Regions from separate parts of the Homo sapiens genome. Here region 2 is linked to region 1. A link is a contact called in ENCODE Hi-C or POLR2A ChIA-PET data. All regions are on one chromosome and are shown on one strand. The core of a region is the stretch at or near the end of the contact, and the rest is flanking DNA. Distances in the headings are between cores, read along the strand shown.

Evidence for each region. A loop is a pair of places that touch in the nucleus more often than their neighbours do. ChIA-PET counts read pairs that join two places held with the same protein, here RNA polymerase II (POLR2A). Pooled maps may share reads with other maps.
Region 2: a pooled map shows a loop between it and region 1 (7-fold over the local background). The contact joins two enhancer-like sites. A Hi-C loop is called at or near these places in 1 of 168 maps with a recorded cell type or tissue (K562) and 4 of 50 pooled maps. POLR2A ChIA-PET finds 5 or more read pairs at or near these places in 3 of 52 experiments (AG04450, K562 and activated T-cell).

What each region holds. Positions count from the first base shown.
Region 1 is chrX:9,340,194-9,344,448 of GRCh38, forward strand. No RefSeq gene overlaps it. Among named protein-coding and RNA genes, the nearest start is that of TBL1X, 120 kb to the right of the region's middle. RefSeq lists an enhancer at 1,807-1,866. Within about 2 kb of position 2,443, at least 32 of the 41 ENCODE cell types and tissues checked have a DNase peak (open chromatin) inside an H3K27ac peak, as active enhancers do.
Region 2 is chrX:9,415,354-9,419,608 of GRCh38, forward strand. All of the region lies in intron 2 of LOC107985634 (a long non-coding RNA gene), which reads right to left. It also overlaps the pseudogene LOC442443. Among named protein-coding and RNA genes, the nearest start is that of TBL1X, 48 kb to the right of the region's middle. Within about 2 kb of position 1,763, at least 3 of the 41 ENCODE cell types and tissues checked have a DNase peak (open chromatin) inside an H3K27ac peak, as active enhancers do.

The sequences.
Region 1 (4,255 bases), core at 1,193-3,692:
GCAAGACACTGAGACACCACTGCTGCCCTGCGCTATCACTAGGGAATCCTGTGTCCCTAGCAGCTTATCCAGCTGGCTCTCAGGCTATGGTGAAACTGCAATACAGAAGGAATATTCCAAAAGAGAATTAAAAATGCAGCTGTCATATGGGCGACAGGCCCAAGTCTAGCAGTTAACAGCTACCCCGCCCCCACCCCGCCCACTTCCCTGGGAGCAGCCCTGCTCTCCAGTCTGCAAACCCAGGGGCTGAGGGGCCGGGGCATCCCGAGGCCTGGATGCCCAAGGGATGCAAACTCCTTCCCCACCCTCTCTGCTTCCCTTATCAAGCCTCCTAAGTGTTCTCCCCATCCCATAATGGGGAATAATCCCTAAAATTCAAGGGCTGAAGCTCTAATCCCCACTACCTTTTGGAATGTGACCGTATTTGGAAACAGGATCTCTAAGGAGGTAATTAAATTAAAATGAGGTCATTAGGGTGGGCCCTGGTCCAGTAGTACTGGAGTCCTTATAAGAAGAGGCGATGAGGACACAGGCACACACAGAGGGACGACCATGGGAGGATACAGGCCGTCTACAAGCCACCGAGAGGGGCTGCGGGAGAAAGCAGCCCTGTGACACTTGGGTTTCAAACATGTGGCCTCCAGAATGTGAGGGAATCCCTGTCTGCTACTCTGGCATGGCAGCCCTAGCCGGCTCATACGGGCCCATCCCCCACTCGCCATCTCAACGTGGAGACCCTACAGGAACTCATGGCCCGGGAAGGCCTTTTGGTCCCCTCACCCCTATTTTCAAAGCCCACACAGTTAAAATGCAGGGGGGCTTCTTGCTCTTAAGACTGAAATGGTGCAGCTCCCTACACCCGTCTGTGTCCACGGCCATCCCCAGTATAGCAAACTTACATGTGACACCCAGCTCGGTATTTCCCCTCTCAGGTCCCCCTTCCCCCTCCTACAGACACATCCCCAAACCCTTTTAAGATGTTGCATAACCTGGCTCCGGAAGCCAATAGAGTTTTTACTGAATCTGGCTTCACATAACCCAACAGATTGTGAACTAGACATTTGCCAACTTTTCCCCCGTGCCAGACCATTTTTAAGTTATGTGTGCACAGAATGGCATTTAAAGGACTTAAATAACTCTCCAGGGGGAGAAAAGAGCAGAAAATAGCCCACAAGGCTCCTATAAACGGGGGCAGGAACAGCAGAAACAGAATTTGGGGCGAGTGTTCTGCTTGTTTTTAGTTGCGGCGGGAGGGGCTTTTCTATTAGGTTGTGTTTTTGTTGTTTTTGCTTTGGGGGTGAAAAAAGGGGACAGAGAACAGAAAGGAACCTAGTTTATAGTGACAGCTGTTTAGGAAAGTCATTTCTAGATTAGAGGGGAGAGCCCCTAGGGGCTGCTTCTAGATTCCACTCCTTGGGGTTGGAGGGGCCGGGTGAGCAGGCTTTGGGGAGTGCCTGGGTGACTACCCCAACCCTGCCTCAACGGCACCCCCTCCCTGTGCACCGACAAATAAATGGTGGCTGTAAAAAAAAAAAGAAATAAATGTTTTTTTAAGCAGTGCTTCCTGTTATGTTCAAGGAAGACTAGGGCCGTTTTATTATTAAGCAATTTTCTCTTTTTAAGTAAACACACACACGACCACATTGCTGCAAGGCTAAAATCTCTTGCCTTACTCAAGCATCGACGTTTTCAATCTCCTATTTTCTCAAGCCCTCAATGAAGCCTTCCAAGAGCTTGCCTATGTTTAATTTGCATTCCGAAACAGAAAATCTAATGTGTTTTAACATTGTCTGCTTCAGCTGAAAAGGAAACTGTAAATTTATACAGTCTGGTTTAAAAAAAAAAAAATTGGCCATTGCATCTAAATGAGTCTCCTCCGGAAAGAGGCTGGGTGGCGCCCCTCCCCCTCCTCCCTCTTTCACTTCCCCTCCCGCTTCTCCCTCTTTCACTTCCCCTCCCCCTCCTCCCTTTTTCACTTCCCCTTGTCCTCCCTCCCTCACCTCCCATCCCCCTCCCTCCTCCTCCCCTCCCCCTCTGCTTTTCACCCCCTCCCTCCTCCTCCCCTCCCCCTCTGCTTTTTACCCTCCCCCTGCTCCTTCCCACCTCCCCTCCCCCTCCCCCGCTGCTTTCACCCCCTCCCTCCTTCCCTCCCCCTCTGCTTTCACCCCTCCCTCTTCCTCCCCTCCCCCTCTGCTTTTTACCCTCCCCCTCCTTCTCCCCTCCACCTCTCCCCTCCCCATCCTTCTCTGCTTTTCACCCCCTCCCTCCTCCCCCCTCCTCCTCCGTTTTGCACCCCTCTCTCCTCCTTCTCCTCCCCTTCCCCCTCCTCCTCTGCTTTTCATCCCCTCTCTGTCCCTCCCTCCCCCCTCCTAGCCTCCTCTCCCTGCATTGGAGTTTAGGCCACAGCCTCCCTCCTCCCTCTTAGTCTTCCAGCCTCCTCCCCTCCCCTCCCCTCTCTTCTCCTCCCCTCCCCCAGGATCAGACTCGGGGCCGGTCTGTGCCAGCGCCCTACGTGGACTGGGAAAGAATTACCGAGGACCTTAGAAGAGCTGCGCACTCGCAGCGCCCCGCCCCCACGCCGCCGGCCGCCCGCGCGGGTGTCTCCCTGTGCTCCCAAAACACGGCTCAGGTTCACCGGGTCCTCCCCCGGGGATCTCAGGGCTGTTGGGGGGTGCTGTGGTTCCCAGAACGCCGCGACACTCTGAAACAGGAAAGGGGACGGCAGAGGGGTCCTGCTGCGGGGGAGCCCTTGAGAAGGCCTGGGTGGAGAGGGACTTGGGGACAGAGGTAAAGAAGGGAGTCTCTGGGGGTGAGGAAGTGCCTGGGAAGGGCACGAGGAGGAGTTGGGGAAGGGAAAATCAGGCCCAAAGTTTTAGGGCTCTGTCTCTACTGAAGGTCAAAAAGGGTTCCTGCAGGGCAGTGGGAGACCTGCTCCTGACGACCCCGTCCTATAATTAAATCCCTGAGTAAGAACACTCCAGAGTTGGGGCTCAGTAGCTGCCGTGTGCACCTGCGCATCAGATGCCCCCTAAGCGTACCCCTGGAAGCCTCTGATTCTGTGTCATCACGGCAGGAGGGGATTCGAGGAGTTTTGGAAGACGCCAGGATGACGTTCTTAAGCCATCTGATGGGTGAAGGGGCTTCTTCACTTCGCTGTGGCTTCACTACTTAGATGTTAAAGCGGCTTCTCTTCCTAATAAAAAACAAAGTGTAGCCACTTTTCTGTCCAAGAAAATAAAAATTCCCAGAGAAAACCAACGTTGACGTTTGCATTCACGACGTGCCTGTCGTTTTCCTCTGTGTGGAAGAATTTTCCCATCCAAAAATGGGAGTTGAGGATGGAGGTGAGGTAAATAATAAAATCGGGCTCACTCTGTATAAATAGTTCAGCATTCCGATTTGGTTACCTAGTATTAAAAAATAAATATTTTTCTAGGTCACTAAATATTTTTCAAAATTATACTTTAAATGAGGGCTTAAATTCCACCGCGTGGAATTGTATATGCCAGAATGTAGTAACCATATCCCTCTTGCACAGTATTCCTCTTGTTTAACATTTAAGGACGGTATCCTAAGTTATTCCCCATTGTGTAGTCACATAAGTCACCTTTTTCTTCACTAGCTTCAGTGCAAGAAATGAATACAGTTTCCTCTGCACCATGGGTCCGTCTGTTGCCATTGCCTGCACTGGGGTTGTTTGGAATTCCTGTCTGAAACTTTCTAGAGTTAAAGGCAGAAAACATTGGCCAAGTTTCCAAGCCTAAAGCTGATTCTTGACCTTAGTTAGACCTTATGTCAGAAAAGAGGGTGACAGCTACTTGGGAAGCTGAGGTGGGAGGATTGCTTGAGCCTGGGAGGTTGAGGCTGCAGTAAGTCATGATCGTGCCACTGTGCTCACGCCTGGGTGACAAAGCGAGACCCTATCTCAACAAAAAAAAAAAAAAGAAAGAAAAGAAAAGAGGGTGAGCAAAACAGGACAGTAGGGGGTGCTCCAGGTGTCTGGGGGGGGGGCATCGCCAATATCCTAATATCCCAGAGCCTCGGGAGGAGCCCTCTCTCCCAAAGCACTGCCCGCCACATTCTGGGGATGTCCTGCAAAGCCTAAATATTGGCGGTGGGGAGTGGAAATGTTCCCTTCTGTTATATTCTCTACTAGAGTGTTTTGCATGTTGATATATATACATATGTGCATTTCAGCAAGATGGTGGATTTTATTTTTTCTTATTTTTGAGATGGAGACTCGCTCTATTCCCCA
Region 2 (4,255 bases), core at 513-3,012, 74 kb after region 1:
ACAAGTTAGTCTTTGGCGGGTTTTAAATAGTTTTTTGACCCTTTTGAAATATAACTATATGAGTGCTTCTTGTTGCTGGGTGAGAAATGCTACTTTATATACAGTTTTGGTTTTCGTTTTGCAGATATGATTGATGTATTACACCACAATAAAGTATTTTTATGTTTACATAGTGTAATTTTTAGGTTCACTTAGAATACATTTTATTTAATAAATTAAAATTATTTCGGTACACTATTAAATGCAAAATCTCCTTTCCAAACAAAAAAGAACTACCTTATATTCGTCATTGAATGTTCTTGGTCTGTGCTTTTATGTTTATATAATATGGTGAATTCAGTATGGTGTCCAAGTGTGCCCTGCGTTGATAGACACGTGCCTTCCTTCCAGGAGTGGGTACTGACTCCAGACTCCAGATCCCTATTTCTAGTTAGGCTTCTGAGCTTGCAATCATATTGAATGTATGATGAGCAAAATAAAATCAAAACCTTATTTTTGTACATTTTTGAAATATATACTTAGAACTGACCACCTCCCTGGCCCCATGGAGAGCTGTATCGTGTGTAAAGCCGCCTTTACCTTGATTCATGCAGTGTTTTTGCATCTGTGGGACCTACCTTTTCGTTCATTAGTTTGAACTATACATAAACTGTACGATCTGTAAAGTTTTTATATAATAAATATTCACCTGTGAAAACTGGTTAAATAAAACTAATATTTCTTACACACGCACACACAAAAAAGCATTCCACAATGGGCATGACAAAAAGTCCCTCTTTCAGAAAGATGCTTCTGCAGTAGAAGTTGGCTACCTTGATGCAATGACATGGCCAGTTCTGATCCTCTAATTTGTTTGGGATGCTTCTGCTACATTTTCAAATGACTTCAGTCAGTGGTTCCCACAAATGAAATATTTGCCAGACAAGACGTTGTTGCATTTCTGTGACTTTTACATTTATTAAACAATTGCTTCCTCCTCCCAGGGTAATAGCCTCCAATCTCCCCACTTTTTCAAAACATTATTGACAATTTTTCTACCATATGTTGACACTGTGTTTCAATTCTCGTATCTTTTTATTCCCTAGGGCACAATTGGTTCTGCTATGACAATCTCCAGGGTAAGGATTCAATTGTACAAGGTTATGTGAGCTTGCAAATGAAGGAGACAGAGAGAGAGAGAGAAAAAAAAAAAAAGGAAAAGGTGGAGGAGGGAAGGAGGGGACAAGAGGGGGAGAGAGAGAAAGTACAAATGGGAGACCTCAACTCTAGCCATTAAAAATGGTGGTTCTAAAAATCCACCACACAGTCAGAACTCAGCTTTTTACATGTGCTCACATCCATACAGAAAAGACATGTTTTGTGTTTTTCCTAGTGAATTCTTGGCAAATACTGTCAGTTGTGAAATACAAGATGGGGAACTCTTTCTCTGAAAACGTAGCCGGGGAAAAATGATGCAGTTAGGTGGAGAAATAGCTGCCTTGAAAAACAAGTTTCCTTGAGTTGATGAAACACTAGAGGAGAGAAGAGGTCCCCTTGCATGTCTTCCCCATCTCTGTGTTTATTTGCTGATCCAAACTGATTACTGTTAAAATATGCATGCCAGCATTTCATTTTCAACAAATGCTACTCCAAGTATTCATTAGCGTCTTATCCACTGTCTCTAAAATAATCTACAGTGGCCTGAATAGCTGTAGAATGACAGGAGAAAGATTGCAAGGCGACGTGCATGGGGGCCCTGAGGGCAAGGCACAGCTTGCTGGCTCCGTGGTAAGGGGTGGGTACTTGGCATCAGCCCCTCAGCAGAGAGGGCAGGACTGGGTGTAGCAAGTGACTCACAGAAAATGCATTACCCCATTGAAATGTCACCAGAATTGAATTGAAATGTCACCAAAGAAGCTCATGGGGTGAGAAATTGCCATGTGCTTTAAAAAATAATTATTATTAAATCCAACTAAAGCATGTACATAATTGAATCTGAGGTACTAGCAATCCTTGTTCCATCTTTCTTCACCCCCATCCTCCACCCCAGGAGCAACAACTTTCCACTCCATTCTGTTCCTTCTAGAATTTTCCTCTATATTTCTAAATAATTTTCATATACTGTTATTTCTCAATTTATTAATTTTAGTCATTTTTATCAACTTCTGTTATGATACTGGAGGGTTTTTCTGGCCTAACTACCCCAGTTTGCCTTGACCCATCCCCTCAATTTGGATACTATGAGTTAAAAAAAAAATTAATCGTCTTTTTTTTTTTTTTTAAAGACAGGGTCTCACTTCACTGCCCAGGCTGAAGTACAGTGGCACAATCACGGCTCGCTGCAGCTTCAACCTCCTGGGCCCAAGTGATCCTCCCACCTCAGCCTCCCAAGTAGCTAGGACTAAAGACACACTCCACCAAACTCAGCTAATTTTTAAAACTTTATAGAGAAGGGGTCTCACTTTGTTGCCCAATCTGGTCTTGAACTCCTGGCCTCAAGCAATCCTCCCACCTAGGCCTCCCAAAGCACTAGGATTACAGGCATGACCCACCACACCTGGCCCCTAATACAGTCTTTCTGTTATTATAGCTTAATATGCTCTCTGTTGATCCACGTGGCAAACTATGACTGCATTTCCTTTCTTGTACAACTCTGAGTATTTTCTGGGATTAATAACTGTCTCATGTAATTGCTTAGTTTTCTAGAGATGTTCTCTGATTTTTTTCCAAATGCTTTCCCCAAATGCTCACACACATTAAATAACCTAACTCGCCCATGTCTCCACCCAAACACTGCCACTGAGAGCCATGTGTCCTCCTGCTCTGCAATATACCAGTTTAGCTTTAAACCCAGCACACGGCTAGTGTCCTAAAATACCCCAACCTCTTTCCAGCATGGGACCTTGTCTCCTGGTTTCCTTGTCTTCCTCCCTTCCTGGTTTACTATTTTGTGTTGCTGAAATACATTCCCTAGTAGCTCCTACAGAGACGTGTACAGGAGAGATATATTTTTCATCCTTGCACATTTAACAACCTGTTAACTTTGCCCTCATCACTCTGCCCGAGTGAGTGCTCTCTGCACTGCACCCTCCTCAGAAATTTACCATTGCTCCACTTCCCCCGCAGTATTAGCCCTAAGGAACCTGCCGCCTTTGAACTGTCAGGTGTGGCCTGTTTGCCTCTGTAGAAACTTTTAGCCTAGTGCTGACCAAAGTCAATCGCAATTTTCTTTCTTTTTTTTTTTAACTTAAAATTTTTCTTTCATTTCCACGTTTCCCCAACTTATTTTTTCTTTGGGTGTGTGTGTGAAGCAGGATCTCACTCTGTCATCCAGGCTGGAGTGCAGTGATGCGATCACGGCTCACTGCAGCCTCCACATCCTGGGTTCAAGTGATCCTCCCACCTCAGTCTCCTGGGTAGTGGGGACTGCAGGTGCATGCCGCCACATCTAGCTAATTAAAAAACAATTTTTTTTTTGTTGCCCAGGCTGGTCTGAAATTCCTGGGCTTAAGTGATACTTTCCGATCAGCCTCCCAAAGTGCTGGGATTACAGACGTGAGCCACCGCACCTGTCCTCAATTTTTCTTTCTTTCTTTCTTTTTTTTTTTTTTTTTTGGAGACTGAGTCTCGCTTTGTCGCCCAGGCTGGAGTGCAGTGGCACGATCTAGGCTCACTGAAAGCTCTGCCTCCCGGGTTCACGCCATTCTCCTGCCTCAGCCTCCTGAGTAGCTGGGACTACAGGCGCCTGCCACCACGCCCGGCTAATTTTTTGTATTTTTTAGTAGAGACGGGGTTTCACCATGTTAGCCAGGATGGTCTCGATCTCCTGACCTTGTGATCTGCCCGCCTCGGCCTCCCAAAGTGCTGGGATTACAGGCGTGAGTCACCGCGCCCGGCCCCATCCTCAATTTTCTAATAGACATAATTTAAATGGTAAAAAGAAAGAAGTGGAATTCGTTTTAATAATGTATTTTATTTAATCCAGTATATTTAAAAATGCTATCATTTCAAGCTGCAATCAATATGAAAATTTTCGGTGAGACATTTTACTGTGCCTTTGTTATCATGAGTGTATTTCACACTCTCAGCACGTCTCAGTGTGGACCTGTCATGTGCTCAGAGCTCCACAGCCACTGGAGCCGACAGCCGCTACATGACTGTGTAGTTCTACAGCCTTCTGTCCATCCCTGGTGCTCTGGGGTGCCCACAGTGGTCCTCATTGGCATTTAATCTCTGTGCTTGTGCTTGTGCTGTGTCCCTCCAGAATCTTTCCAGA